Regions from separate parts of the Homo sapiens genome. Here region 2 is linked to region 1. The links are chromatin loops, found by intact Hi-C in ENCODE. Cell type or tissue: K562. All regions are shown on one strand. Each heading gives the region's core, and the rest is flanking DNA. Links, peaks and the distances in the headings are about the cores only.

Region 1 (15,610 bases), core at 4,277-12,276:
GGACATGTGTGGAATTGTTAGTCTCATCCCTGGACTTTCCTGCAGGTGTGATTGTGAAATATACCTCTGCTCAGCACCTGAGTGAATGACTCTTCTGCCTAGGCCCAGCCTGGAGACGGAATAGTGACATATGGCTGGACCCACCATCTACTTAATGTGACACTATTCTCCTGCATTTGATGCTGCTCACAGGAGGCATTTTGAAACATTGCTGGGCTTTGCACACAGGGGATTTGAGTCTCCTCTCCTGCCTTGGTGCTGGTCACAGAAGAATGTTGTGACATATAACTTGGCCCTTCACCCAAGTTATGTGACTCTTCTGCCATGCCCTGGCCACCTTGGCCATTGTAACATACTGCTGGGTCCATTACCAGTGTTATGTTGCTGCTGGGCTCTTCCTACAGGGGGCATTGTGATGTATCGCTGCACCCATTACCCAGGTGTTGTGACTATGCCTTCTTCCTGCTAACAGAGGTGATTGTGATCTTTCACTGGGCCCAGTACTTAGTTGATGTGACTCTTTTTGTCTTCCTAGGTCCTGCCAAGAGAGGAGATTGTGTCATATTGCTGGGCCCAACAAAAAGCTGACATTACTGGCTGGGCGCGGTGACCCATGCCTGTAATCCCAGCATTTTGGGAGGCTGAGGAGGGTGGATCATGAGGTCAGGAGTTCCAGACCAGCCTGGCCAAGATGGTGAAACCCTGTCTCTACTAAAAATACAAAATTGAAAATTACAAAAATAAAAAATTAGCCAGGCGCAGTGGCAGGTGCCTGTAATCTCAGCTACTTGGGAGGCTGAGGCAGGAGAATTGCTTGAACCTGGGAGGTGGTGCTTGCGTAAGCTGAGATTGCACCACTGCACTTTAGCCTGGGCAACAGAGCAAGACTCCGTCTCAAAAAAAAAAAAGAGCTGAAGTTACTCTTTTGCTCAGCCCTGCCCTCAAAAGGCATTGTGACATATTGCTGAACCTAGCACCAAGGTGATGTGAGTCTCCCTGTAAACCCTGCCCACAGGTGGCATTGCGGCATGTCTTCTAGCCCATCAACTATTTGATGTCATTCTCCTCTCTTACCTTGGCTTTGCTCATAAAAGAGATTGTGACATATTTTTAGGCTGAGAACCTAGGTGATGTGACTCTCTTCTCTTACCTGGGCCATGCCCACAAAATAAAGTGGCTTATCACCAGTACACAGGTGACGTGATTCTTCTGCCTGGTCCCTGCCCACAGAGGTAATTTTGACTTATCTTTGGGCCCATCTTATAGATGATTTGACTTTCTTCTTACTGGGATCTATCTATGGTTAGAATTGTGACATATCATTTGGACCAGCACCTGTGTTATGTAACTTTTTTTCCCTGAGCTCTACTAACAAAGGTCATTGTGACATATCTCTGGGCCCCTCACCTAGGTGATGTGAATCTCCTGCTTCATTCTTTCCCTCAGAAAGTATCGTGACATATTTCTTGACCCAGTATCTAGGTGATGTAATTCCCTTCTACTGCTTGGGCTCTGCCCAAGTAGGGATTGTGATGTATGCCTGGGCCCAGAACCTAGGTGACATGACTCTCCTCTCCTTCCTGGGTCCAGTATACTTTGTGTATTTTGACATATGGCTGGGACCAACATCTAAGTGATGTGACTCTTGCCTTGGCCCTGTCCACGGGTGTATTATGACATATCTCTTTATTCATTACCTAGGTGATGTCACTTTCTTCTGCTGCCTGGGCCATGTCAAAAGGGAGGATTGGGACATATTACTTGACCCAGGAGCTAAGTGATATAACTCTCCTATTTGCCTGGGCTTTGCATATGTTAGGTATTGTGACAAATCACTGGGCCCTACATTTATAGAATTGGAGGCTTCTGCCTTGGCCCTTTCCACAGAGGGACTGTTTACATCTCCCTGCATCCATCACCTAGAAGATGTGACTTTTGTTCTTCCTGCATCCTGCCCACAAAGAAGATTGTGACATATTGCTGGGTCCACCATTAAGGTAATCTGCCTCTCCTGAGAGGGTGTTGCTCATACTGAGCATCGTAAGATATTACTGGGCCCAGAACCCATGTGATGTGACTATGCATTCTGTGCCTTGCTTTCAGGAGGGGATTGTCAAATAAGATCCCTCCCTGAGCACCCAGGTAATGTGACTCTCCTGCTAATGTGACTCTCCTGCCTGGTCCCTGTCCTCAGGGAAGACTGTAACATATCACTTGCCCAGCACCCAGGTGATGTGACTCTCATGCTTGCTCTCTACTGGATTATGACATATATCTTGGTCCAGCTCACAGGAGAGCTGACGATCCTCTTCCTACAAGCCAGCCAATGTAAGAGATACTGTCATAGCTAGGCTTAGTGAATTAGGTAAGAGCCTGGGTCTCCTCTTTGTATGACAGCTATGGAGAAAGCATTGTGACATATTGCTGGGCCCAGAACAAAGGTGATTTGAGTCTCTTACCTAGACCCTGATTACAGGGACATTGTGACATATCTCTGGGTCCATCAACTATTTGATGTGACTCTCCTCTGTTCCCTGGCCTTTGCCTATAGAAGACATTGTGACATATCTCTGGGCCCTGCACCAGGTGATTTGGCTTGCCTTTTCTACCTGGGCCATACCCACAGATAAAGGGTGACTTATCACAGAGCCCAGCACACAGGTGATGTGGTTCTTCTGTCTGGTCCCTGCCCACAAGGGTTATTGATACATATCAATACATATACATATGTGTGGCCTCAACATGTAGATGATGTGACTATTTTCTTTTCTTTTTCTTTCTTTTTTTTTTTTTTTGAGATGGAGTTTCGCTCTTGTTGCCCAGGCTGGAGTGCAATGGTGTGATCTTGGCTCACTGCAACCTCCACCTCCCGGGTTCAAGTGATTCTTCTGCCTCAGCCTCCTGAATAGCTGGGATTACAGACGTGTGCCACTATACCCGGCTAATTTTGTATTTTTAGTAGAGATGGGGTTTCACCATGTTGGCCAGGATGGTCTTGATCTTTTGACCACGTGATCCACCTACCTCAGCCTCCCAAAGTACTGGGAATACAGGCGTAAGCCACCGCACCCAGCCTAATTTATATTTTATGTAGATCATTTTATCTCTTCTATAATGATAATGGAATGCACAGCTTTTTAATAATAGAAGCTTTAAGAACTCAGGAATGAACAACTGGCTGTTGGCTGTCTAGGTTCTTCATGGGTCCACACTGAACATTAAATTTATGTCCTCTTAAGTACGAAGTTTGTGTCTCCAAATTAGGTGCATAGGACAAATAAATGAGGGGTTCTTATAGGTGATTTGACTTGGACCGCAGAGTTTATTCAAATGGCATACTAAAAAATTTTAGCGCAGCTTCAGCAGACTTAAACATCCCTGCCTGACGGCTTTGAAGGGTGCAGAGGACCTCCCAGCTCAGCGTTTGAGCTCTGCTAAGGGTCAGACTGCCTCCTTATGTGGGTCCCTGACCCCCATGTATCCTGACTGGGAGACACCTCCCAGTAGGGGCTGACAGACACCTCATACAGGAGAGCTCTGGCTGGCATCTGGCAGTTGCCCCTCTGGGTGCTTCCAGAGGAAAGAACAGGCAGCAATCTTTGCTGTTCTGTAGCCTCCTCTAGTGATACACAGGCAAACAGGGTCTGGAGTGGACCCTCCAGCAAACTCCAGCAGACCTGCAGCAGAGGGGCCTGACTGTTAGAAGGAAAACTAACAAACAGAAAGGACTAGCACGTCCACACAGAGACCCCATCCGAAGGTCACCAACATCAAAGACCAAAGGTAGATAAATCCACAAAGATGGGGAGAAACTAGCGTAAAAAGACTGAAAATTCCAAAAACTGTAACGCCTCTTCTCCTCCAAAGGATCACAACTCCTCGCCAGCAAGGGAACAAAACTGGACAGAGAATGAGTTTGATGAATTGACAGAAGTAGGCTTCAAAAAGTGGGTAATAACAAACTCCTTTGAGCTAAAGGAGCATGTTCTAACCCAATGGAAGGAAGCTAAGAACCTTGAAAAAAGGTTAGCCAATTTGCTAACTAGAATAACCAGTTTAGAGAACATAAATGACCTGATGGAGCTGAAAAACACAGCACAAGAACTTCATGAAGCTTACGCAAGTATCAATAGCCGAATCAATCAATCAGAAGAAAGGATATCAGAGATTGAAGATCAACTTACTGAAATAGAGCAAGTAGACAAGATTAGAGAAAAAAGAATAAAAAAAGGAATGAACAAAGCCTCTAAGAAATATGGGACTATGTGAAAACACCAAATCTACATTTGACTGGTGTACCTGAAAGCAACGGGAAGAATGGAACCAAGTCGGAAAACAGTTTTCAGGAGATTATCCAGAACTTCCTCAACCTAGCAAAATAGGCCAATATTCAAATTCAGGAAATACGGAAAACACCACAAAGATACTCCTCGAGAAGAGCAACCCGAAGACGCATAATCGTTAGATTCACCAAGGTTGAAATGAAGGAAAAAATGTTAAGGGCAGCCAGAGAGAAAGGTCGGGTTACACACACAGGGAAGCCCATCAGACTAACAGTGGATCTCTCTGCAGAAACCCTACAAGCCAAAAGAGAATGGGGGTCAATATTCAACATTCTTAAAGAAAAGAATTTTCAACCCAGAATTTCATATCCAGCCAAACTAAGCTTCATAAGTGAAAGAGAAAGAAAATCCTTTACAGACAAACAAAGGCTAAGAGATTTTGTCACCACCAGGCCTGCCTTACAAGAGCTCCTGAAGGAAGCACTAAATATGGAAAGGAACAACAGGCACCAGCCACTGCAAAAACATACCAAATTGTAAAGACCATCGACACTATGAAGAAACTGCATCAACTAATGGGCAAAATAACCAGCTAGCATCATAATGACAGAATCAAATTCACATATAACAATATTAACCTTAAATGTGAATGGGCTAAATGCGCCAATTAAAAGACACAGACTGGCAAATTGGATAAAGAGTCAAGACCCATCAGTGTGCTGTATTCAGGAGGCCCATCTCACGTGCAAAGACACACGTAGGCTCAAAATAAAGGGATGGAGGAATATTTACCAAGCAAATGGAAAGCAAAAAAAAGCAGGAGTTGCAATCCTAATCTCTGATAAAACAGACTTGAAACCACCAAAGATCAAAAGAGACAAAGAAGGCCATTACGTAATGGTAAAGGGATCGATGCATCAAGAAGAGCTAACTATCCCAAATATAAATGCACCCAATACAGGAGCACCCAGATTCATAAAGCAAGTTCTTAGAGACCTACAAAGAGATTTAGACTCCCACACAATAATAGTGGGAGACTTTAACACCCTGCTGTCAATATTAGACAGGTCAACGAGACAGAAAATTAACAAGGATATTCAGGCCTTGAACTCAGCTCTGGACCAAGTGGACCTAAAAGACATCTACAGAACTCTCCACCCTAAATCAACAGAATATACATTCTTCTCAGCACCTCATTGCACTTATTCTAAAATTGACCACATTATTGGAAGTAAAGCACTCCTCAGCAAATACAAAAGAATGGAAATCACAACAAACAGTCTCTCAGACCACAGTGCAATCAAATTAGAACTCAGGATTAAGAAACTCACTCAAAAGCGCTCAACTACATGGAAACTGAACAACCTGCTCCTAAATGACTACTGGGTAAATAACGAAATGAAGGCAGAAATAAAGATGTTCTTTGAAACCAATGAGAACAAAGACACGATGTACCAGAATCTCTGGAACACATTTAAAGCAGTGTGTAGAGGGAAATTTATAGCACTAAATGCCCACAAGAGAAAGCAGGAAAGATGTAAAATCAACACCCTAACCTCAAAATTAAAAGTACTAGAGAAGCAAGAGCAAACAAATTCAAAAGCTAGCAGAAGACAAGAAATAATTAAGATCAGAGCAGAACTGAAGGAAATAGAGACACAAAAAACCCTTCAAAAAATCAATGAATCCAGGAACTGGTGTTTTTGAAAAGATCAACAAAATCGATAGGCTGCTAGCCAGACTAATGAAGAAGAAAAGAGAGAAGAATCAAATAGTTGAAATAAAAAATGATAAAGGGGATATCACGACTGATCCCACAGAAATGCAAGGTGCTGGAACTACAGGCATGAGCCACCGTGCCTGGCCAAATTCTCACAATCTTTACCTAATTCAAACAATATAATTCTAACGTTATCAGAAATCTGTGCTCAACTCATCTGGGCCTTTTCCATCTTTTCATGAACCTCCTTGAATACACAGTACTCTAGGATTTTTCATGCTTTTAAAGTTTTTAGAAACTACATCAGAATTAAGCCATTAACTGTGGAAATGACTTTCATGGTTATAAAGAAACAAATTAAAAGAAATTGATTATATCTGTTGCCTACAATAATTTATCATAATAACCATAATTATGAATAAGAGCGTATACTCAGATACATTAGAGTTTTAGAAATTTCATACAATTTTGACATAAATATTAATAACATATTTATTAAAATATAAGTCGAAGGAGGTCAAATATATATATATAGTTTTAAGACAGAATCTCGCTCTGTCACCCAGGCTAGAGAGTAATGTCACAATCTCAGCTCACTGGAACCTCTGCCTCCTGGATTCAAGCGATTCTCCTGCCTCAGCCTCCTGAGTTGCTGGGATTACAGGCACCCACCACCACGTCTGGCTTAATTTTTGTATTTTTAGTAGAGACAGGGTTTTGCCATGTTGGCAAGGCTGGTCTTGAATTCCTGACCTCAGGTGATCCATCTGCCTCAGCCTCCCAAAGTCCTGGGATTACAGGCATAAGCTACCACGCCTGGCAAACATTATTTTTATTTTGATAATGCTTCCATGTAAGTTAACTTTTTTTTTTTTCAGTCGAAGTTTTGCTCTTGTTGCCCAGGTGGGAGTGCAATGGAGCGATCTTGGCTCACTGCAACCTCTGCCTCCCAGGTTCAAGCCATTCTCCATTCTCCAGCCTCAGCCTCCTGAGTAGCTCAGATTACAGGCGCTCACCACCATGCCCAGTTAATTTTTGTATTTTTAGTAGAGACAGGGTTTCATCATGTTGGCCAGGATGGTCTCCATCTCTTGACCTGGTGATCTGCCCGCCTCCCCCTGCCTGTTTATCACTCTTTTGCATGCTGCATTGACACTCTATAGCATCCAAAAGTTTGGGGTGTAAAAAAAAGACACTTTTAAAGCAAAATTTGATGTTGGGAAGCCTGTCAAATATGTCATAGGGTTAAAACACTTCACTAAAATAGGACCACAGATCACCATAAAATAATAGTCATTTATTTATCCAAAGTGATAATTAAAAGATTTTAAAAACAAAATCATTTACTGTTTGATACAGGAGATTCAGTTTTCCAGTCAAAAAACCTGAGAAAGACTGCATGAGAAAAATTCTCTTTTTTACTTTCTTTATTTTAAAATTTATTCAAAAGGTGGACAAAAATATTGTACTATGTCATATTGATATGTAAAATTTTTGTTCAAAAGAAAATCAACTTTTACTTTTGTATTACTGTATTATTAATACTAAAGCTAACTTTAATAAAACCTTATAAATAAATCCATCAAATGTGTCATTTTTGGCTACTGTAGATTTTCATAAATATTTTATAGTCTATTATAATAAATTTTTCAACTTTTTATATTATATTTTTGGTTTTTTCTTTTTTCAATTTGAAACAATCATTAAGTAATTTCAAACTAGATAAAATGTTTCTAACTTTCTTCCTTAAAAGCATATTTTACTTTTGTTTATACATTCTCTATGCAGAATTGTTTTTCATACATCTAGTAGTTTTAATTATATACATATTAATTACATTAATTCTTAACAACCTTAGGTTATTTTATTCCTGCTGTCCTCTGCTCTTTTTATGGCCACGGTCTGTTCCACCTCAGAACTGAAGAGAGATGTTGGTAGGGAGAGGCTCTTCCCTCACCTCTGGCAGAAAAGGAATGTTCAGGCCCTTCAAACCCCTGTTGTCAAAGCTGCACTTTAATGTGACAGCTATTGGCCATGTATGGCTACTGGGTGTCCGGAATGTGGCTGGTCAGAACTGCGATGTGCTAGAAAGGTAAAATACAGAGTTAAAGATTTAGTTCCAAAAATATACACACTTTATTAATAATTACATATTGCTCAGATATTAATATAATATTTTTGATATAGTGGGTTAATTAAATGGTTAGAATGAATTCCACCTGTTTCTTCTTCCTTCCTTTTTTTTTTTTTTTTTTTTTGAGACGGAGTCTCACTCCGTCGTCCAGGCTGGAGTGCAGTGGCACTATCTCGGTTCACTGCAAGCTCTGCCTCCTGGGTTCACACCATTCTCCTGCCTCAGCCTCCCGAGTAGCTGGGACTACAGGCCCCCGCCACCGCGCCGGGCTAATTTTTTGTATTTTTAGTAGAGACGGGGTTTCACCGTGTTAGCCAGGATGGTCTCGATCTCCTGACCTCGTGATCCGCCCACCACGGCCTCCCAAAGTGCTGGGATTACAGGCGTGAGCCACCGCGCCTGGCCTTCTTCTTCCTTCTTGAAGTTTGACTGCTAGAAAATTTAGAATACACATGTGGCTCACGTTTTATTTCAGAGGATTGCCTCCTTTTTAAACTCTCAATCGGCCTGCTCAAAGGACCAGAATTCAGAAAGGGCATAAAATCTGGAATTTTAAAATAATTGTTATATTATTTTCATGTGTGAATAGCCACATAATATATTATTTATAAATGCATATGACTTTATATACAGGTTAAATGCAAATGCCTTCTGGGGTGGACCTGGCTCAACTCAGGGAGGAGCCCTGCCTGAAAAGGCTGCAGCTTAGGTTTCACTTTATCTTCTTCCAGCCCAGCATCTGAGCACAGCTTCTGTCACTCAGGGCCTGAGGGAGCAGGGCAGCAAACGTTATCCAATCAGGACTGCTGGGCTGGGAACCGTCCAATCAGGCACGCAGCTGGAGCGGACAGGACGGCTTCCGGGATTTGGCGGGGCCTTTGTCTCTGGCTGCAGCCGGAGCTCCTGCTCTCCTCCTCACTGCTCAGTGTCCTCTGCTCCTAGAGGCCCAGCCTCTGTGTCCCTGTGACCTGCAGATATTGGGAGATCCACAGCTAAGACGCCGGGACTCCCTGGAAACCTAGAAATGGTGAGAGTGCTGGGTCCGACATCCCGAGAGAGGGGGAGGGGCTGGTTGGAACCGATCGGAAGTGGCTGTGGCTGGACTCGGGCCTCCAAAGTCCGCGGCCCCAAGTTCTCCTTGGCGCAGCTCGGCCCTCAGTCCCCCGCGGCCCCGAGTTCTCCTTGGCGCAGCTCGGTCCTCAGTCCCCTTCAGCCGTAAGATGGCGGCTGGGCTGACAGCCGGGACCCTGGGCGTCCTGTCTCCTCCCTGCTCAGTGACTGTGCCCTGGCCTGGAGCCCTCTCCGGGCGGCTTTGCACCCGCAGCGCGGCATCTCTCCCCGATTGTGCAGGGATGCCGGGAGGGTCATCAGGGGAGAATCCTGACTCGGGATGCGGGGTTCATGAATGGGAAAAGCTTTAGTCTGTGGGGTTCCTAGTCCATCTTTTTTCTCTTAAAAATCTATGGAAGTCACCACAAAAATGTTAAAGAATTTAATCAAAGAGTAATTGAAGAATTATAGAGCACCCAGCTGTGGTTTGTAGTTTATTTTCCATGGGAGGGGCTTGAAGAAAAGACTTTTAGAAGGTGCATGATAAAGGAAAGCAAACTCAATAATTGGTTAGGTAGAGTTACGTAGTTTCTTAGTTTTAGATGAAGGTGGAAATTTTCTGGTCACGTAATCAGAGCTTAATTGGCAGTTCATGGTTGATTAAGTCTAAATTTTGTTTTCCCCAATGTAGTAATTTACAAAAAAAAAGCATTTGAGTTAGATTTTTTAAAAAGTAAAAACCCTGGGACTAGAGCCACCTCAGTCTAATTGCCTGCCATTTAGTTATTTTCACACTCCACAGGGGACAGATTTTCCCCTGCAACTTTCACGTGTCTCAAGCAGGGTCTCAAGACTACTCCCTATTCCCCATTCTTTTAGCCTAACTGACTTTCAGTAAAATGCTAAATTTCCAGTTTCCTTTGACATTCCCAAATCCCAGCTTCCCCTCCCTAATTCACATTATCAACTATTTGTCCTTTAGTGTACATTTTAGATACTGTATTTTAATTAATCATTGTTGACAAATTATTGGGTGGCACTTTAAACAAATTGTTTGCTGTTTGAAAATATTTCCAATGAGAAGAAAACAAAAAATAATCCCCTGACACTGTATTGTAAAAAAAAGTCTGTGCCTATTTTCCTTTTATCTTCCCTAGGCGCAGAGATCTTATCAGAATGTTTTTGGGTCAAGGTTTCCCTTTGGAAACTTTACAGGGTGATGTGTCCTCAGCCACCTTTCGGTTTTCTCCTGGTCCTGGGTTTCAGTACTGTCTGGGGATAAATCAAGATATCAACTGTGGCTGTGTATGCTAGAATCTCTAGTAAATTTCAGCTCCTGGCCTGGAATGGAACTCTGGGTATCTGGGAATGGGAGACAGAGGACAATCTGAGGTTGGAGTGTAGCCTCTCAAGGGAGCAGGTGGATGCCCTGGGGCTGAGAGGAATCTCCTGGTATACCCTTCCTTTGGAAAGCTAACCCTTTGAGGCATTAAGATTGTGTTCACTCAACCCGACTTCCATTTCTCAGAGGTACATTGCTGGTCAGCCAATCAGATGCTGGTATTGAGAGGAAAACTCAGAAATAATTTCTGCCCCCTGGATTCTCTAAGATTTGTGAAAGAAAAAATAGTATTCCAGAAGACAAAAAAAAAAAAAAATCAAACTTGACCCCAGTGAGATGGTACAAGAACTTGCAAAATGAAATGCACTTGGAGTAGTCACTGAGGCATAGGGCAGTGTCTACAGAGAGGGTGGTCATTGGGCACTTAAATGAGCAGGATGGGGTAGGAGAATCTAGTGTTTGGGTGGCCTGACTTGACACATGAGTCAGACACATCTGTTTTCTTTTTTTTTATTATTATTATACTTTAAGTTTTAGGGTACATGTGCATAACGTGCAGGTTTGTTACATATGTACACATGTGCCCTGTTGGTGTGCTGCACCCAGTAACTCGTCATTTAGCATTAGGTATATCTCCTAATGCTATCCCTCCCCCCTCCCCCCACCCCACAGCAGGCCCCAGTGTGTGATGTTCCCCTTCCTGTGTCCATGTGTTCTCATTGTTCAATTCCCACCTATAAGTGAGAACATGCGGTGTTTGGTTTTTTGTCCTTGCTGAGAACGATGGTTTCCAGCTTTATCCATGTCCCTGCAAAGGCCATGAACTCATCAGACACATCTGTTTTCTAATCAGCCCCGCCACTCCCTGGGTTTGTCACCTTGAAAAGATTTGTTCACTTATTTTGATTTCAGTTTTATAACTGTAACTTGCATTTTATTAGTATGATTTAAAAGTTAAGAAAATATTTACAGAGCATAAAAGAGGTGAGTTTCAGAGAAAAATAATATCTAATCATATATTCCATTTATTAAGAATTCTCATTTACCTTTTTCTTTCCCAGACTTAGTTTAGGAATTTACTCAGGTGTGTTTTTTATGGCTGGGTGATGTCCAACGGTATTCCAAGGCTTAGTTTTTAGAGTGCTAGCAGGGAAACAAAAAGGAAAAAAACCTCTCTTCCATTTTGACTGTAGAAAATGAATACATTTTTACAAGAAAATGTGGTAGATAATTGATGAGTTACATAGATTTATGAAAGCATCAGTTCCTCTTTTTGCAGGGTACTTTTGTTACAGTAAATACCTCTGTTCTATATCCTATCATCTTGATTTGTGAGGATAACGCTAATTTTTTTTTTTTTTTTTTTTTTTTTTTTTTTTTTTTGAGATGGAGTCTCGCTCTGTTGCTCAGGCTGAAGGGCAGTGGTGCGATCTCGGCTCACTGAAACCTCCGCCTTCCGGGCTCAAGCAATTCTCCTGCCTCAACCTCGCAAGTAGCTGGGATTACAGGCATGCACCACCATGCCCAGGTAATTTTTGTAGTTTTATTAGACACGGGGTTTCACCATGTTGGGCAGGCTGGCCTTGAACTCCTGACCTCAAGTGATCTGCCTGCCTTGGTCTCCCAAGGGATTACAGGCATGAGCCACTGCACCCAGCTGGTTAATGCTAAATTTTATGAGATGAAAGTTGGTACCTCCTAGAAGTATGACTTCTTGATTACTAATCCCATATGACTAATTGATTACTACCTAATTTTTAATGAAAATAATAGAATAATACATTTATCGTCTGAAAGAAATAAATACTTTGCATTTCTTACTGAGGTATGAAATGTAAGCACCTTAAAATTTCCTTCCCTTGGTTGGGTGCAGTGGCTCACGCCTGTAATCCCAGCACTTTGGGAGGCTGAGGCAGGCGGATCACCTGAGGTCAAGAGTTCAAGACCAGCCTGGCCAACATGGTGAAGCCCCGTCTCTACTGAAAAATTAGCCAGGTGTGGGTGACAGGCACCTGTAGTCTTAGCTACTCGGTAGGCTGAGGCAGGAGAATCACTTGAATCTGGGAGGCAGAGGTTGCAGTGAGCCAAGAGTGTACCACTGCACTCCAGGCTGGGCAACAGAGCGAGACTCTGTCTCAAAAAAAAAGAAAAAATAATTTCCTTCCCATATATAAATACTGTGCATAATTTTGCTGAATTTTTAAAGCAGTTTCAAAACCCAAGTGAATAACCTTGACATGGAAATTAAAGCTTATGCCCAGTGATTCCAAGCTAAGGCTAATATTGAGCCTGCAAAGGGAAGGGAGGTTATTAAAGGCCCAGTTAGTTCTTTCTTGGAAGCCTCCCCTGCTCACCCCAGCCATGGAAGAAGCCTTTATTCTGAGAGAAGCTACAGAGCCCTGGACGTCGGGGGACCCACAGGCAGATGCAGTTAACGTTAAGATGGAAGGGGAATGAGAGAGTCTTACTAAAGATGAAGTTGTTATCGTTTTGAGGCAGTATTTTACTTTTTGTAAAAACAGAATAAGGTTTCTGTAAAAAAAATTCTGAATTTTAAAGGAGTATTGCAACAGAAGGAAATACCAACTAAAAGATCTTTAAGAATTGCAAAGTTTAGGCAGACAAAGACTTTTTTTTTTAGGGAGGAGCAAAGAAGGTTAGAAAGAAGGTCACAGGGGAATGGCAAATGGAGGGTGAAAAAAATCAAATACTAGATTAGAACACTTTTATCCTGAAGTCATCAAGTCTTTAGGAGGGACAAAAAATGGGGTTGTATGTTGGCTCAGACTGAGGGTACCTCAAAGTTCAGGAGCCTGTGGAAAGGAGATAAACTTAAGTGAAGTTTGATTAAGAAGAACTTTCTTTTGACCACTGAAGAAAAATTCAGCTAATTTTTTAATATGAAAAAGAAAATATGCAGAGTGAGTGTTTGGTTATTAAACAGTTAAGAAAAAGAGTACCATCTAAGTCATAATGGGAAGGGTGTTTCTTTTCATAAACTGTTCCTGGAGAACACAAAGGATGGGGACTTTTATTAATCGCAGCTATTTACCAGGATTATCTATGTGCTTCATCTTTCCCCATCTCTTTTCTTTGTCCTATACATTTTTTCCATTTGAATTTTCCTGGGTTGTATCTTGTATAGTAAACTGGTCGACATAACCACAGTGTTTTGCAGAGTTCTGTGAGTAGCTTTATCAAATTATTGAACTTGAGGGAGTTATGGGAATTCTAAATTTTCAAACAGTAGTTTAGAAGCACTGATAGGCCCGTATGGTTTTTGACTGGCATCTGCAGTGAGGACAGTGTTGTGGGACTGAGCCCTGAATCAGGGTCTGCTGACTCTGGGGTCAGAATTCAAATGTTAAACAATGTGTTAGTTTTGGAGAATTGCTTGGTGTTAAGCAAACTTTACAGATTTGGTGCCAAAAGAAAGATATCACAGAGGCCTGGCCTGGAGTGGAACTCTGGGTGTCTGGGAATGCGACGCTCTACCCTCCTGTACACAGACTGTCACACTGCCCATTGTCCTGTGATTCCAGGTCTCCTTCCATGGTGAGAGAGGACTGAAAACTTAGAGGAAAGGAGGTCTGATTATAGACCCCCTTTTCTCGCAGCTGCCATCCCAGAATTTCCACCCACTCACAAACATACCCATTATACATTGATGTGTCCACACCCCTCCCAGGACTAGGCACCGCCCTTAGGAATTTCACTACAGCATTTTTTTATTCTAGTGTTTTTTGCCAAAAACCCACCAAAGTGTCTACAAGTCTCCTGACATATTCCTATTCCCAGACACTGAATCTGCAGCAGCAGCCTGCTCTCTCCACCAACCAAGGATTCTGGACCACCTGTTCATAATCTCATCTGCCTGCATGGACGCAAATAAATCAGAGGACAGCCCCATCTGGGCCACTATCTGTAGCACAGACCATTCCTCCCACCTACATGGCATTCTCCCCCACCCATGGATTTTTTTCCTTTTAACTTTTATTTCTGTTTTGGAGTACACATGCAGTTTGTTATATAGGTAAAATTGTGTCAGGGTGGTTTCGTGTGCAGATTATTTTATCGCTGAGATACTAAGCATAGCACCAAACAAGTATTTTTTTGATCCTTTTTGTTCTTTTTTTTTTTTTTTTTTTTGAGGCAGAGTCTCGCTCTGTTGCCCAGGCTGGAGTGCAGCGGCGCGATCTCTGCTCACTGCAAGCTCTGCCTCCCGGGTTCAGGCCATTCTCCTGCCTCAGCCTCCCGAGTAGCTGGGACTACAGGTGCCCGCCACCAAGCCCAGCTAAATTTTTTTTTGTATTTTTTAGTAGAGATGGGGTTTCACCGTGTTAACCAGGATGGTCTCGATCTCCTGACCTTGTGATCCACCCGCCTCGGCCTCCCAAAGTGCTGGGATTACAGGAGTGAGCCACCGCGCCCGGCTGGCGACCCTTTTTGTTCTTTCACCTTCCACCCTCAGCTAGGCCTCTGTTGTTCCCCTCTTTGTGTCCATGTGTTCTTATTATTTAGCTCTTATACATGAGAAAATATATTTGGTTTTCTATTCTGCATTAGTTTTCTATGGCTAATGGTCTCCAGCTTTATCCATGTTGCTGCAAAGGACGTGCTCTTGTTCTTTTTTATGGCCACATGGTATTCCATGATGTTTATGTATCATATTTTGTTTGTATTAAATATTTTGTTTTATTTTATTTTTATTATAATTATTTTTGGAGACAGGGTCTCATCTTGTCACACAGGCTGAAGTGCAGTGGTGTGATCTTGGCTCACTGCAGCCTCAACCTCCCTGGCTCAAGCAATCCTCCTACCTAAGCCCTCCAAGTAGCTGGAACTACAGATGTGTATCATTATGCCCGGCTAATTTTTCTTTTTGTATTTTTTGTAAAGACGTGGTTCTTCCACATTGCTCAGTCTGGTTTTGAACTTTTGAGTTCCGCAAATCTGCATGCCTCAGCTTACGAAAGTGCTGTGGTTACAGGTGTGAGCCACCGTGCCCTACCATACCATATTTTCTTTATCCAGTCTACCGTCGATAGGTATTTGGTTGATTCCGTATCTTTGCTATGTGA
Region 2 (15,610 bases), core at 3,069-11,068, 120 kb after region 1:
TCCACCTGCCTCAGCCTCCCAAAGTGCTTGGATTACAGGCATGACTAGGGCACCACAGTAAGAATTACTGTAGACAAGATGGACTGAATAATGCAAAAATTGTGGGTAAAATTTAAAGGAGAAACATTGTATTTCCATAGCCTTAAAGGATATTCCTCTAGATTTTTTAGGAACAAAGTACTGAAGCACACACCTTGAAAGAGTCTCATAAAGCTGCCAAATGAGACAAGCTTGACATAAAATAATACATATTGTATGATGTCAGACAAAATTAACCAATGGTAATAAAACATTAGCAAAGAAATAGCCTCTGGTTGAGAGTAAAATTGTCTGGAAAAAAGCATAAGGCAATTATCTGAGAATAATAAAATATTCTATCATTCTATTCTAAATTCTATAGATAGAATAGGAAAATATCTTATTCATTCTTTTTTTTTTTTTTTTTTTTTTGAGATGGTGTCTTGCTCTGTTGTCCAGGCTGGAGTGAATCTTGCTCTGTTGCCTGGGCTGGAGTGCAGTGGTGCGATCTCAGCTCACTGTAACCTTCACCTCGCAGGTTCAAGTGATTCTCCTGCCTCAGCCTCCTGAGTAGCTGGGACTACATGCATGTGCCACCACGCCCAGCTAATTTTTTGTATTTTTAGTAGAGATAGGATTTCACCATGTTAGCCAGGATGGTCTCGATCTCCTGACCTTGTGATCTGCCTGCCTCAGCCTTCCAAAGTGCTGGGATTATAGGCATAAGCCACCACACCTGGCCCCTATTCATACTTAAAAGGTATAAAGGTTATATGGGTGTATTGTCAAAAAATTTCAGTTAGGAATTGTGCCTTTCAATGTGTGTATATTTGACCTCCAAAAAAAAAACCAAAAACAAAAAAACTGAAGAAAATAATGGAGGATGGACAATGGGTTGGCCAGGAATGATTGGGGCAGAGAAGTGGAGGTGAAACAAGAATGGCCGGTGATTGGCAGTTGTTGACGCTTCATGACAGGTCTATTGCACTATTTGTTTGTTTGTTTGTTTTGCATAAGTTTAAATTTTTCTGTGATAAAACACTTGGTTAAAAACACAAAATTGATCTACAGTGTTAACTCTTAGGATTACGGTTATTGTTGCAGAAAAGAAAGTGATTACTGGGGCATATATGAGGCTTGTTTTGTTTTGTTTTGTTGTATTTTATTTGAGGCAGGGTCACACTCTGTCAGCCAGGCCACACTGCAAGGGTGTGATCTTGGCTCACTGCAATCTCCACCCACCTGGCTCAAGTAATCTTCCCAGTTTAGCCTTCTAAGAAGCTGAGACTACAGGCATGCACCACCATGCCCAGTTATTTTTTGGTATTTTTTTAGTAGAGACAGTGTCTCGTCATGTTGGCAAGGCTGTTTTATACTCCTGATCTGCCTGCCTCAACCTCCCAAAGTGCTGGGATTACAGGCATGAGCAAACACTTACAGAAATGGCAAAATTTTACTAAACGTAATTTAAAATTACAATGGAGTGTTCCCCTGAAAAAGTGCGTTTGAAAATGAAGTCTCCCTAGTAAGACTCATCTAGGGTTCACTACTGATGTGCAGAAGCTTCTAAAAAGATTTCAATATTTGGCTGGGTGTGGTGGCTCACCCTGTAATCCCAGCACATTGGGAGGCCAAGGCGGGTGGATCACCTGGGGTCAGGTGTTCAAGACCAGTCTGGCCAACATGGTGAAACCCTGTCTCTACTAAAAATGCAAAAATTAGCTGGGCATGGTGGCAGTCGCCTGTAATCCCAGCTACTCAGGAGGCTGAGGCAGAATTGCTTGACCCTGGGAGGCAGAGGTTGCAGTGAGCTGAGATCGTGCCATTGCACTCCAGTCTGGGTGACAGAGTGAGACTCTATCTCAAAAAAAAAAAAAAGATTTCAATATTTTTACTATTTGTTAAAAAAATAATCTTTATAAAGGCAGATTAAAAGTCTAAGTCTTACAAAAGATTAAATCTACCATTTTCTTTAGTTGCTCTCCCTCCTTGAAGGTAAATAGAAAGCTATCCCAGATAAAGTGTTTGTAAAAGTAGACCCTCAGGTAAAGGCTTCTTTTTCAGATTTATCCATGCTGAGTCCAGGCTTAGAGAATTCTTTCTTCTTTTTATTTTTGAATGGGCTTCAACTTCAACTCTTAATTATACCTAGGAAACAGTAGTTAAGCTTGAAAGACCACCTTTGAACTAAATTAGAACTTTCTGATATTTAACTATTTTGAAAGTATTTTGTAAAAGAAATTTATATCTGTAAATGAAATCTCCATTTGCAAGGTGTTTGTGTTACATTAAAAACATTGACTATTATTTTAAATTTACACAAGTCATACCTTTGTTTAAGGTGCTTTTCTGGCCATCTTTTACATATATATATATATATATATATATATTTTTTTTTTTTTTTTTTTAGGCGGAGTCTTGCTCTGTCACCCAGGCTGGAGTGCAATGGCATGTCTTGGCTCACTGCAACCTCTGCTTCCTGGGTTCAAGCAAGTCTCCCTGCCTCAGCCTCCTGACTAGCTGGGATTACAGGTGCCTGCCACTATGCCCAGCTAATTTTTTTGTATATTTAGTAGAGATAAGGTTTTGCCATATTGGCCAGGCTGGTCTTGAACTCCTGACCTCAGGTGATCCGCCCGCCTCGGCCTCCCAAAATGTTGGGATTATAGGCGTGAGCCAACGTGCCCGGCCCATCTTATTTTAACTAAATTTTACTTACAGCATATTTTCCTGAGTTGAAGATATGAGAAAATGTTTTAGCCTAAAGTGTTAGCTCTGTCCTTTGGAAATATAAACTTTACTGTATCACCCGAGTTGTCCCTTTAGAAATGCAGCGAGATAGATGGCAACACAATAATAGTGAAGGACCTTCAATACTCCATTGACAGCACTGGACAGTTCATCAAGACAGAAATTCAACAAAGAAACAGTGTACTTAAGCTATACCCTAGAACAAATGGATATAACAAATATTTACAGAACATTCTACCCAACAACTACAGTATATACATTCCTTTTATTCAGCACATGGAATATTCTCCAAGATAGACCATATGATATGCCACAAAACAAGTTTCAATAAATTTTAAAAAATTAATATTATATCAAGTACACTCAGACCACAGTGAAATAGAATTGGAAATCAACTCCAAAAGGAACCCTCAAAACAATACACATATCCCTCTCCCTCTCCCTCTTCCTCTCCCTCTCCCTCTCCCCACGGTCTCCCTCAGATGCCGAGCCGAAGCTGGACTGTACTGCTGCCATCTCGGCTCACTGCAATCTCCCTGCCTGCTTCTCCTGCCTCAGCCTGCCGAGTGCCTGCGATTGCAGGCGCATGCCGCCACGCCTGACTGGTTTTCATATTTTTTTGGTGGAGACGGGGTTTTGCTGTGTTGGCCGGGCTGGTCTCCAGCTCCTAACCGCGAGTGATCCGCCAGCCTGGGCCTCCCGAGGTGCCGGGATTGCAGACGGAGTCTCGTTCACCCAGTGCTCAATGGTGCCCAGGCTGGAGTGCAGTGGCGTGATCTCGGCTCCCTATAACCTCCACCTCCCAGCCGCCTGCCTTGGCCTCCCAAAGTGCCGAGATCGCAGCCTCTGCCCGGCTGCCACCCCGTCTGGGAAGTGAGGAGCGTCTCTGCCTGGCCGCCCATCGTCTGGGATGTGAGGAGCCCCTCTGCCTGGCTGCCCAGTCTGGAAAGTGAGGAGCGTCTCTGCCCGGCCGCCATCCCATCTAGGAAGTGAGGAGCGCCTCTTCCCGGCTGCCATCCCATCTAGGAAGTGAGGAGCGTCTCTGCCCGGCCGCCCATCATCTGAGATGTGGGGAGCACCTCTGCCCCGCCGCCCCGTCTGGGATGTGAGGAGCGCCTCTGCCCGGCCGCAACCCCGTCTGGGAGGTGAGGAGCGTCTCTGCCCGGCCGCCCCGTCTGAGAAGTGAGGAGACCCTCTGCCTGGCAACCGCCCCGTCTGAGAAGTGAGGAGCCCCTCCACCCGGCAGCCACCCCATCTGGGAAGTGAGAAGCGTCTCCGACCGGCAGCCACCCCGTCCGGGAGGGCCAGCCGCCCCGTCCGGGAGGGAGGTGGGGGTTCAGCCCCCTGCCCGGCCAGCCGCCCCGTCTGGGAGGGAGGTGGGGGTTCAGCCCCCTGCCCGGCCAGCCGCCCCGTCTGGGAGGGAGGTGGGGGGGTCAGCCTCCCGTCTGGGAGGTGAGGGGTGCCTCTGCCTGGCCACCCCTACTGGGAAGTGAGGAGCCCCTCTGCCCGGCCACCACCCCGTCTGGGAGGTGTGCCCAACAGCTCATTGAGAACGGGCCATGATGACCGTGGCGGTTTTGTGGAGTAGAAAGGGGGGAAATGTGGGGAAGGGATTGAGAAATTGGATGGTTGCCGTGTCTGTGTAGAAAGAAGTAGACTTGGGAGACTTTTCATTTTGTTCTGTACTAAGAAAAATTCTTCTGCCTTGGGATCCTGTTGATCTGTGACCTTACCCCCAACCCTGTGCTCTCTGAAACATGTGCTGTGTCCACTCAGGGTTAAATGAATTAAGGGCGGTGCAAGATGTGCTTTGTTAAACAGATGCTTGAAGGCAGCTAAGAGTCATCACCACTCCCTAATCTCAAGTACCCAGGGACACAAACACTGCGGAAGGCCACAGGGTCCTCTGCCTAGGAAAACCAGAGACCTTTGTTCACTTGTTTATCTGCTGACCTTCCCTCCACTATTGTCCTATGACCCTGCCAAATCCCCCTCTGCGAGAAACACCCAAGAATGATCAATAAAAAAAAAAAAAAAAAGAAGGTATGTATGGTATGATCCCACTTTATGAAACGACTAAAACCTCTTGTATTTGTCTACGTATATATGCAGTGTCTGTATGTGATTATAAGAGCACAGAGAAAAAAAACAAAACAAAAACAAAACAAAACAAAACAAAATACACATACCAGAAAATTAAATAATCTTTTCCTGAATGATCTTTGGGTCAACAATGAAATGAAGATGAAAATTAAAAAAATTTTTTGAACTTAATGATAATAGTGACACAAATTATTAACACCTCTAGGATACAGCAAAAGCAGTGCTAAGAGAAAAGTTCATAGCATTAAATGCCTGCATCAAAAAGTCTGAAAGAGCTCAAATAAAACATCTGAGCTCATACCTCAAGGAACTAGAAAACCAAGGAGAAAGCAAACCCAAACTTAGCAGGAGAAAATATGTTACAAGTATCAGCACACAACTAAATAAAAGTGAAACAAAAATTACAAAAGATAAATGAGAGAATTGCTGGTTATTTGAAAAGATAAAATTGATAGACCACTAGTGAGATTAACCAATATAGGCGGAGAGAAGATCCAAATAAGCTCAATTAGAAACAAAACAGGATATATTACAAACAATGCCGCAAAAATACAGAAGATTATTCAAGACTACTATGAACACCTTTACATACAAAACTAGAAAACCTAGAGGAGATGGATAAATTTCTGGAAATACACAATTCTCTGAGATTAGACCAGGTAGAAATATAAACTCTGAACAGACCAATAACGAGTAGCAAGATTGAAACAGTAGTAAAAAATTGCTGACGGCTGGGCACAGTGGCTCACGCCTGTAATCCCAGCACTTTGGGAGGCCAAGGTGAGCGGATCACTTGAGGTCAGGAGTTCAAGACCAGCCTGACCAATATGATGAAAACCCGTCTCTACTAAAAATACAAAAATTAGCTGGGCGTGCTGGCACGTGCCTGTAATCCCAACTACTTGGAAGGCTGAGGCAGGAGAATTGCTTGAACCATGGAGGTGGAGGTTGCAGTAAGCCAAGATAGCTCCATTGCACTCCAGCCTGGGTGAAGAAGTGAGACTCTGTCTCAAAAAAAAAAAAAAAAAAAAAAAAATTGTTGACAACAAAGAATTCAGGACCAGATGGATTCACAGCTGAATTCTATCAGACATTTAAAGGAAAATTGGTATCAATTCTACCAAAACTATTCCAAAAAATAGAGAAAGAGGGAATCCTGCCTAAATGATTCTATGAAGCCAATATCACCCTAATACAAAAACTAGGAAAGGATATAACAAAAAAGCCCTACACATCAATATTCTTGATTAACATAGATGCAAAAATTGTTAACAAAATACTAGATAACCAAATACAATAGCATATCAGAAAAATACACAATTACCAAGTGTGTTTTACCACGAGGGATTCAGGAATGGTTTAAAAATGTGATACACCACATAAACAGAATTAAAAACAAAAATCATATGATCATCTCAATAGATGCAGGAAAGGTATTTGACAAAATCCAGCATCCCCTTATAATTAAAACCCTCAGCAAAATTGGCATAGAGTAGACAGAACTTAAGATAATAAAAGCAATTTATGACAGACCCACAGCCAATATTATACTGAATGGGGAAAAGTTGAAACCACATCTCCTAAGAACTGGAAAAACACAAGAATGCCCACTTTCACCATTTCTACTCAACATGGTACTGGAAGTCCTAGCCAGAGCAATAGACAAGAGAAAGAAATAAAGTGCATTCAGATTGGTAAAGAGGAAGTCAAACTGTCAGTGTTCAGTGATAAGATTGTATATCTAGAAAAGCCTGAAGACTAGTTCAAAATCCTCCTAGATATGATAAATGAATTCAGCAAGGTTTTAGAATACAAAATCAATATACAAATTAGCAGCACTGTTATACAACAATAGTGACCAAGCTGGGAATAAAATCAAGAACTCAACCCCTTTAACAACAGCTGCAAATAAATAAATAAATAGAAATAGACCTAACCAAGAAAGTGAAAGATATCTGCAAAGAAAACTACAAAAGACTGCTGAAAGAAATTATAGAAACACATGTTATGCTCATGGATTGGTAGACTCAATATTGTCAATGTGACCATAATGCCAAAAGCAATCTACAAATTCAAGGCAATTTCCATCAGAATAACATCATCATTCTTCACAGATCTAGAAAAAAAAAACCCTAAAATTATATGGAACCAAAAAGAGCATGCATAGCAAAAGCAAGACTAAGCAAAAAGAACAAATCTGGAAGCATCACATTATCTGACTCCAAACTACACTACAAGACTATAGTTACCAAAGCAACATGGTACTGGTATAAAAATAGGCATGTAGACCAATGGAACAGAATAGCAAAACCAGATATAAAGCCAAATACTTTCAGCTAACTGATCTTCAACAAAGTAAACAAAAACACAAAGTGGGGAAAGAACACTCTATTAAATGAATGGTGCGGAAATAATTGGAAAGCCACATGTAGTAGAATAAAACTGAATTTTTTTCTCTCACTTTATAAAAAAATTAACTCAAGGCCAGGCACGATGGTTCATGCTTGTAATCCCAGCGCTTTGGGAGACTGAGGCAGGCAGATCAATTGAGGTCAGGAGTTTGAGACCAGCCTGGCCAACATGGTGAAACCCCGTTTTCTACTAGAAAACACAAAATTTAGTTGGGCATGGTGCCACATGTCTGTAATCTTAACTATTCAGAAGGCTGAGGCATGAGAATTGTTTGAACCCTGGAGGCAGAGATTGCAGTGAACAGAGATCCTGCCACTGCACTTCAGCCTGGGTGACAGAGCAAGACTGTCTAAAAAAAAATGATTCAAGGTGGAGTGCAGTGGCTCACACCTGTAATCCCAGCACTTTGGGAAGCCAAGGCAGGCAGATAACCTGAGACCAGCAGTTCCAGACCAGCCTGGCTAACATGGCAAAACACTGTCTCTACTAAAAATGCAAAAATTGGCCGGGGTGGCTCACGCCTGTAATCCCAGCACTTTGGGAAGCTGAGGCGGGCAGATCACGAGGTGTGGAGTTCAAGATCAGCCTGACCAACATGGAGACTAAAAATACAAAAATTAGCTGGGTGTGGTGGTGTGTGCCTGTAATCCCAGCTACTCGGCAGGCTGAGGCAAGAGAATTGCTTGAACCCAGGAGATGGAGGTTGCAGTGAGCCGAGATCGTGCCACTGCACTCCAGCCTGGGCAACAGAGTGAGACTTCGTCTCAAAAAAATACAAAAATACAAAAACTAGCCTGGGCGTTGTGGCCGGCACCTATAATTCCAGCTACTTGGGAGGCTGAGGCAGGAGAATCGCTTGAGCCCCAGGGGCGAAGATTGCTGTGAGCCCAAATCACACCACTACACTCCAGCCTGGGCAACAGAGCGAGACTGCATCTCAAAAAAATAAGAAAATACAAAAATACAAAAATTAGCCCGGGTGTGGTGGCCAGTGCCTGTAATTCCAGCTAAGGAAGGAGACCACTACTACTCCTGCTGCCCTCCTCCCACACCTTGCCTAGTTCACAAGACAGGAGGAGAGAAAAAGCAAAAAGTTGGAAAAAAAACAAAAGTAAGATAAATAGCCAGACAACCTTGGCACCACCACCCGGCCCTAGGAGTTAAAAAAAGTAACAATAATGACATCAACCCCTGACCTAAACTACTTGTGTTATCTGTAAATTCCAGACACTATATGAAAAAAGCATTGTAAAGCTTTTTGTTCTGTTAGCTGATGCATGTAGCCCCCAGTCACGTTTCCCATGCTTGCTTGATGTATCACGACCCTTTCACGTGGACCCCTTAAAGTTGCAAGCCTTTAAAAAGGCCAAGAATTTCTCTTTCGGGGAGCTCGGCTTTTAAGACGTGAGTCTGCCGACGCTCCCGGCCAGATAAAAAACTCTTCCGTCTTTAATCCAGTGTCTGAGGAGTTTTGTCTGCGGCTCATCCTGCTACATAGCTACTCGGGAGGTTGAGGCAGGGGAATCGCTTGAACCAGGGGGGCAAAGATTGCAGTGAGCTGAGATTGTTCCACTTCACTCCAGCCTGGGCAAAAGAGCGAGACTCTGCCTCAGACAAACAAACAAACAAAAAAAGATTTAAAAAATCAACACAAGATGGATCAAAGACTTAAGTCTAAGTCCTGAAATTATAAAAATTTTAGCAGATAATATAGAAAAAACTCCTCTACACATTGGCTTAGTCAAAAAGTTTGTGACCAAGTACCCAAAACCAAATGCGACAAAAAAAGATAAATAAATGTGACTTAATTACACGGAAAAGTTTCTGCACAGCAAAAGAGATAATTCAAGCAGTAAACAGATAACCCACAGAGTGAGAAGAAAGGTTCACAAACCATGCTTCCAACAAAGGACTTATATTCAGAATCTGCAAGAAACTCAGGCCGGGTGTGGTGGCTCAGGCCTGTAATCCCAGCACTTTGGGAGGCCAAGGCGGGCGGATCACCTGAGGTCAGGAGTTCAAGACCAGCCTGTTCAACATGGTGAAACCCTGTCTCTACTAAAAATACAAAAGTTAGCTGGGTGTAGTGGCAGGTGCCTCTAATCCCAGCTACTCAGTAGGCTGAAGCAGGAGAATCACTTGAACCCGGGAGGCGGAGGTTGCAGTGACCCAAGATCGCGCCATTGCACTCCAGCCTGGGCGACGAAGCAAGACTCTGTCTCAAAACAAACAAACAAAAAAACAAAATAATGGCACTCAGAGCAACCTGGATAAAGTTGGAGATCATTATTCTAAGTAAAGTAACCCAGAAATGGAAAACCAAGCATGGCATGTTGTCACTTTTTAGTGAGAGCTAAACTATGAGGATATAAAGGCATAAGAATTATGTCACATAATGGACTCTAGAAACTTGGGGGAAAGGGCGGTGTGGGGTTGAGGGATAAAAGACTACACATTGGGTACAGCGTATACTGCTCTGTAGATGGGTGCACCAAAATCTCACACACCACTGCTAAAGAACTTATTCATGTAACCAAACACCACCTGTACCCCCAAAACTATTGAAATAGTAATGATAAAAACAAGAAACACAGAAAACTCCATAAGTTTAAGTTTATATGCTTTGGCATTTTATTTTTTTTAGAAAGGGTCTCCCTCTGTCACCCAGAATGAAGTACAGTGGCTTGATCACGGCTCACTGCAGCCTCGACCTTTTGGGCTCAGGCAATTCGCCTTCCTCAGCCTCCTAAATAGCTGGTACTACAAGTGCGGGCCACCATACCCAGCTAATGTTTGTATTATTTGTAAACATAGGGTTTTGCCATGTTGCCCAGGCTGGACTTGTATTCCTAGGCTTAAACAGTCTTTGTTTCTTGGCTTTTTAAAGTGCTGGGATTAGGTTGGGCACAGTGGCTCGTGCTTGTAATCCCAGCATTTTGGGAGGATGAGACGGTTGGATCACTTGAGGTCAGGCATTTGAAACCAGCCTGGCCAACATGGTGAAACCCCGTCTCTACTAATTATCTAATTCTCTAGAGAATTTTGCAGCCAACTTTATATATGAACAAACTTATGCCTTGATAGGTACAAGATGAAGGGTCAATGTGGGTGAGAAATTCTAATGGGACATTTGTTGCCTCATAATATCAGAAACACAGAATATAGGTCCACTGCTCTTAACCTACTTCAGAAGTTAAAAAGAACTCATTCACAATAAGTTTCAGAGCATTGCCTGGCCATTACTCTTCTAAATAAGCATCATTTGTTAGGTCTTTTTTTTTTTTTTTTTTTCATGGTTCAGGGTAAAAAAATCAGGCATTGGTTAGACATTTATCCTTCATAATAGTCTCTATAGCAGATTCTACTGCAAAGGCTATGGTTACACAATAGACTTTTTTTACTAAAGTTGTGCTAAATAATGGAATTTCTTGAGATTACTTATTGCATAAACAGAAAAGTATCTGTGTAGTTGCTAATATGCATAGTTGCACATGGAGAAATATATTATAGAGATTATACAGAAATATATTACACGTATTACAGAGATTCAGTTACGGGGGTTTAAGAAACAGGCTGCTTGGTTGAAATGAGGAGACCATTTATTTAGCTGATAACTTGGTCTATCTCTCAAAATTGAGAAGATAACCAAAAAGGAGAAATTGTTAAATTATAGCCTGAAGCTCTCTGTTTTCATGTTTAATTTTGGTCAGTAGGTTTTTTGTTTGTTTGTTTTTCTTTTTTTTTTTTTTTTGGTACATACTAAACTGAAACCTAACTGGATATGTAAGTAGATTATAACCCATTCCTGTACCAGCCACTGTGATTTTGCCAATAAAAGGACATCAACTCTTCAAACCATGTTCAAATAAGGCAAATCCCAAGCTGTAATCAATTTGGCTGTTTCTGTACCTCAATTTCATTTTCTGTATGCCACTTTGCTTTTTCTGTTGATCAATTTTTTTACCATGTTGCTGTGCTGGAGTCTCTCTGAGCCTATTCTGGGCCCACAGGCTGCCTGATTTGCAAATCATTCTTTGTTCATTTAGACTCTGTTACATTCAATTTCTCTGAAGGTTTTGTTTTTTTTTTTAGATGTTTACAGATTTTATCTATGATAAAAAATAAGTAATGTGTTGCTGGGCTTTGATTTTCTCAACTCATCCCTCATCTATCTTTTTCCACATATGCTATGTCCTTTTGAAATGCTCCTGCAACTTTTTTCTTTTCTGTTTCTTTTCTTTTCTTTTTTTTTTTTTGGAGAAAGGATCACACTCTCACCACCCAGGCTGAAGTGCAGTGTCGTAACCAATCATGGCTCACTGCAGCCTCGACCTTCCAGGCTCAAGTAATCCTCTTGCCTCTGCCACCTGAGTAGCTGGGACTACAGGATTGCCTCATGCTGGCTAATTTTTATTTTTATTTATTTTTATTTTTTATTTTTTTTGAGACGGAGTCTCGCTCTGTCACCCAGGCTGGAGTGCAGTGGTGGGATCTTGGCTCACTGCAAGCCCCATCTCGTGGGTTCATGCCATTCTCCTGCCTCAGCCTCCCGAGCAGCTGGGACTGTATTTTTAGTAGAGACGGGGTTTCACCGTGTTAGCCAGGATGGTCTCGATCTCCTGACCTCGTGATCTGCCCTCCTCGGCCTCCCAAAGTGCTGGGATTACAGGCATGAGCCACCGCGCCCGGCCATGACTGGCTAATTAAAAAAAAAAAAATTTTCATGCACATAGGATCTTAACTATGTTATTCAGGCTGCACTTGAACTCCTGAGCGCAAGTGATTCTCCCATCTCAGCTTGCCAAAGTGCTAGGATTATAGATGTGAGCTACCGTGTGCTTCTTCAATTTCTTAAGATTATTTCTAGCAATAATAATAAACAGTGCTATATGGGCACAAATCTAAAAGAAATCTGGCTTCTATTTTAGAAGTGTCACTCTCCAGGATTTCAAGGGTCAAATGGAGTTAATTCTGAGTCCCAGCCCAGCCACTTAATAGCTGTGGGTCTTTGCACAAATTTTTTTTTTTTTGATGTGGAAGAGTTATATAAACCACATATGCAAAAAAAGGCAGAATGATACTGATTGCAAAAATGTTAGCAATTTTTCATCCCTCCGCTATCCATGCCCATTGCCAGGTGCATTTACAGCTGTTTCCATTGAGATCCAGTTCTGTTTTCCAAACCCTAGATCTGGCTGGCCTTATTTGCTCAGGGCAGTAAAAACCTGTGAACAGTGCAGTGTGCTAGTTTGAGGCGTAGGCTCAAATGGTTTTGCATGCTTCTGTTTTTCTTTCAGAAGGCTACTATCTCCGCGAAAAAAGCCCATGTTAGCCAGATGGAAGATAAAATAGTATGGGGAGGAGAAGCAAGTTGCCTCTGTTGACAGCCTCAGAAGCAGAAGCTCACCCCCAGAAGCACAGCTGCCTAGTCAACAAGCAGCTGATGATACATGTCTGAAGGAACTCAGCTGAGGTCACAAGAATGGTCTCACTGAGCCCAGCCTAAATGACTAACCATCTCAATTAGAGTGAATTCCACCTGTTTATTCTTAAAGTTTGACTACTAGAAAATTTGGAATTCACATGTGCTCTGTAATCCCAGCACTTTGGGAGGCCGAGGCAGGTGGATCACCTGAGGTCAGGAGTTCGAGATCAGCCTGACCAACATGGCAAAATTCTGTCTCTATTAAATATACAAAAAGTAGCCGGGCGTGGAGGCGGGTGCCTGTAATCCCAATTACTCAGGAGGCTAAGGCAGGAGAATCACTTGAGCCCGAGATGCGGAGTTTGGGGTGAGCCGAAATCGTGCCACTGTGCTTGAGCCTGGGTGAGAGTGAGACTCTGTCTCAAAAAAAAAAAAGAAAAAAATCTCAGGCTGCCTGCTCAAAGGACCAGAAGCCAGTACGGTTATAAAATCTGGAATTTAAAAATAATTGTTATATTCAGATGTGAATAGCTATATGTTATTTATAAATGCATACGACCTTATACACAAGGTTAAATGCAAATGCCCTCTGGGGTGGGCCTGACTCAGCTCAGGGAGGAAGCCCTTCTGGAAAAGGCTGCTGCTTAGGTTTAACTCTGTCTTCCTTCAGCCCAGCACCTGAGCACATCTGTCACTCAGGGCCTGAGGGGGCGGGTTGTTAAACGTTATCCAATCAGGGACGCCGGGCTGGGAACGGTCCAATCAGGCACCCAGCTGGAGCGGACATGACGTCTTCCGGGAGGCGGCGGGGTCTTTGTCTCGCTGCAGCGGGTGCTGCAGGTCTGGCCTTCACTTTTCTGCGTCCTCTTACTCCTAGAGGCCCAGCCTCTGTGGCGCTGTGATCTGGTTATTGGGAGATTCACAGCTAAGACGCCAGGATCCCCCGGAAGCCTAGAAATGGTGAGAGTGCTGGGTCCGACATCCCGAGAGAGGGGGAGGGAGCTGGTTGGAACCGGTCGGAAGTGGCTGTGGCAGTACTCGGGTCTTCCCGCAGTCGGCTGCAAAATCCGCGGCCCCGAGTTCTTGGCACAGCTCGGCCCTCAGTCCCCTTAAGCCATAGCATGGCAGCTGGGCTGACAGCCGGAACCAGGCGTCCTGTCTCCTCCCTGCGCAGTGACTGTGCCCTGGCCTGGAGCCCTCTCTGAGCAGCTCTGCACCCGCAGCGATTGTGCAGAGACGACGGGAGGGTCGTCAGGGGAGAATCCTGACTCGGGGTGCTGGGTTCATGAATGGGAAGAGGTTTCCTCCGCGGGCTTCCCTGTCCCTCTTTTCCCCTATTAAAATTTATGAAAGTCACCGCAAAAAAATTAATTTAATCAAACAGTGATTCAAGAATTGTGGAGCACCCAGCTGTGGTTTGCAGTAGTGGTCCGTGGGAGGGGTTTGAAGGAAACACTTGTATAAGGTGTATGATAAAACCAAATTCAGTAATTGGTTAGTAGAGTTATGTAGTTTCTTAATTTGTACAATGAAGGAGGAAATTTCCTGGTCATGTAATCAGAGGTTAATTGGCAGTTTACAGTTGGTTAAACATGAATTTTATTTTTCACAAGGTAGTAATTTACAAAAAAATGCATTTGAGTTAGATTTTTTTAAAACCAGAAACCCTGGGACTGGAGCGACCTCAGTCTAATTGCCTGCCACTTAATTATTTTCACACTCCACAGGGGACAGATCTTCCCCTTCATTTTTCACATGTGTCCCAAGCAGGGTCTCAAGACTCCTCCCCCTCCCCATTTCCCATTCCTTCAGCCTAACTCTGGCTTGCAGTAAAATACTAAATTTCCAGTTCCTTCTGACATTCCCAAATGCCAACTTCCCCTTCCTAATTCACATTATCAACTATTTGTCCTTTAGTGTACATTTGAAATACTGTATTTTAATTAATCATTTTTTGACAAAGCATGGATGGCATTTTAAAAAAGATTTGTTATCTGTTTGTAAATATTTCCCATGAGAAGAAACCAAAGACTCATCCCCTGATGCTGTATTGTAAAAAATCTCTGTGCCTTTTTTTTTTTTTTTAAATCTTCCCTAGGTACAGAGATCTTATCAGAATATTTTTGGGTCAAGGTTTCCCTTTGGAAACTTTATAAGGTAATGTGTCCTTAGTCACTCTTCAGTTTTTTCCTTGGTCCTGGGTTTCAGTACTTTCTGAGGATAAATCAAAATATCCACTGTGGCTGTGTATGCTAGAATCTCTGGTAAATTTCAGCTCCTGGCCTGGAATGAACTCTGGTTATCTGGGAATGGGAGACAGAGGACAACCTGAGGTTGGAGTGTAGCCTCTCAAGGGAGCAGGTGAATGCCCTGGGGCTGAGAGGAATCTCCTGGTGTACTCTTCCTTTGAAAAGCAAACCCTTTGAGAAGTTAAGATTGTCTTCAAACCAACCCAGTGTCCATTTCCGGAGACATATTGCTGGTCAATCAATCATATGCTGGTATTGAGGGGAGAACACAGAAATAATTTCGGCCCACTGGATTCTCTAAGATTTGTGAAAGAAATGATAGTATCCAAAAAGACAAATCAAACCTTACCCCAGTGAGATGGTTCAAGAACTTGCAAAGTGAAATGTACTTGGGGCAGTCACTGAGGCATAGTGCAGCGTCTTCAGAGAGGGTGGTCTTCAGAGAGGGTGGTCGTTTAGCACTTAAGTGAGCAGGATGGGGTGGGAGAATCTCTCAAGTGATTGGGTGGCTTGACTTGACATGTGAGTGAGATACATCTGTTTTTTAATCAGCACTGCCACTCCCTGGGATTGTCACCCTGAAAAGATTTGTTCACTTACTTCAGTGTTTTAATTGTAACTTGCAGTTTATTAGTAGGACTAAAAGGTAAGA

Evidence for each region. A loop is a pair of places that touch in the nucleus more often than their neighbours do. Peaks named below come from ENCODE experiments on the same cell type or tissue, not always from the same donor. Only the 100,000 strongest peaks of a DNase experiment are listed, where the experiment ranks them.
Region 2: a loop joins it to region 1, with 4 times the contacts of the local background. A loop is called at or near these places in 28 of 110 quality-filtered maps.

Annotation. Positions count from the first base shown.
Region 1 is chr7:64,657,122-64,672,731 of GRCh38, forward strand. ZNF107 (zinc finger protein 107) reads left to right here and starts at 9,012. Exons shown (of 4, transcript NM_001282359.2): 1 at 9,012-9,164. The coding sequence starts at 9,162. RefSeq lists enhancers at 8,750-8,899, 9,050-9,199, 9,220-9,339. In K562, for the core only: no CTCF peak of the experiment used is centred there; DNase peaks (open chromatin) are centred at 8,920 and 9,400; H3K4me3 peaks cover 1,220 bases.
Region 2 is chr7:64,780,903-64,796,512 of GRCh38, forward strand. ZNF138 (zinc finger protein 138) reads left to right here and starts at 13,526. Exons shown (of 4, transcript NM_001271639.2): 1 at 13,526-13,669. The coding sequence starts at 13,667. RefSeq lists enhancers at 13,252-13,301, 13,542-13,781, 13,566-14,126. In K562, for the core only: no CTCF peak of the experiment used is centred there; no DNase peak of the experiment used is centred there.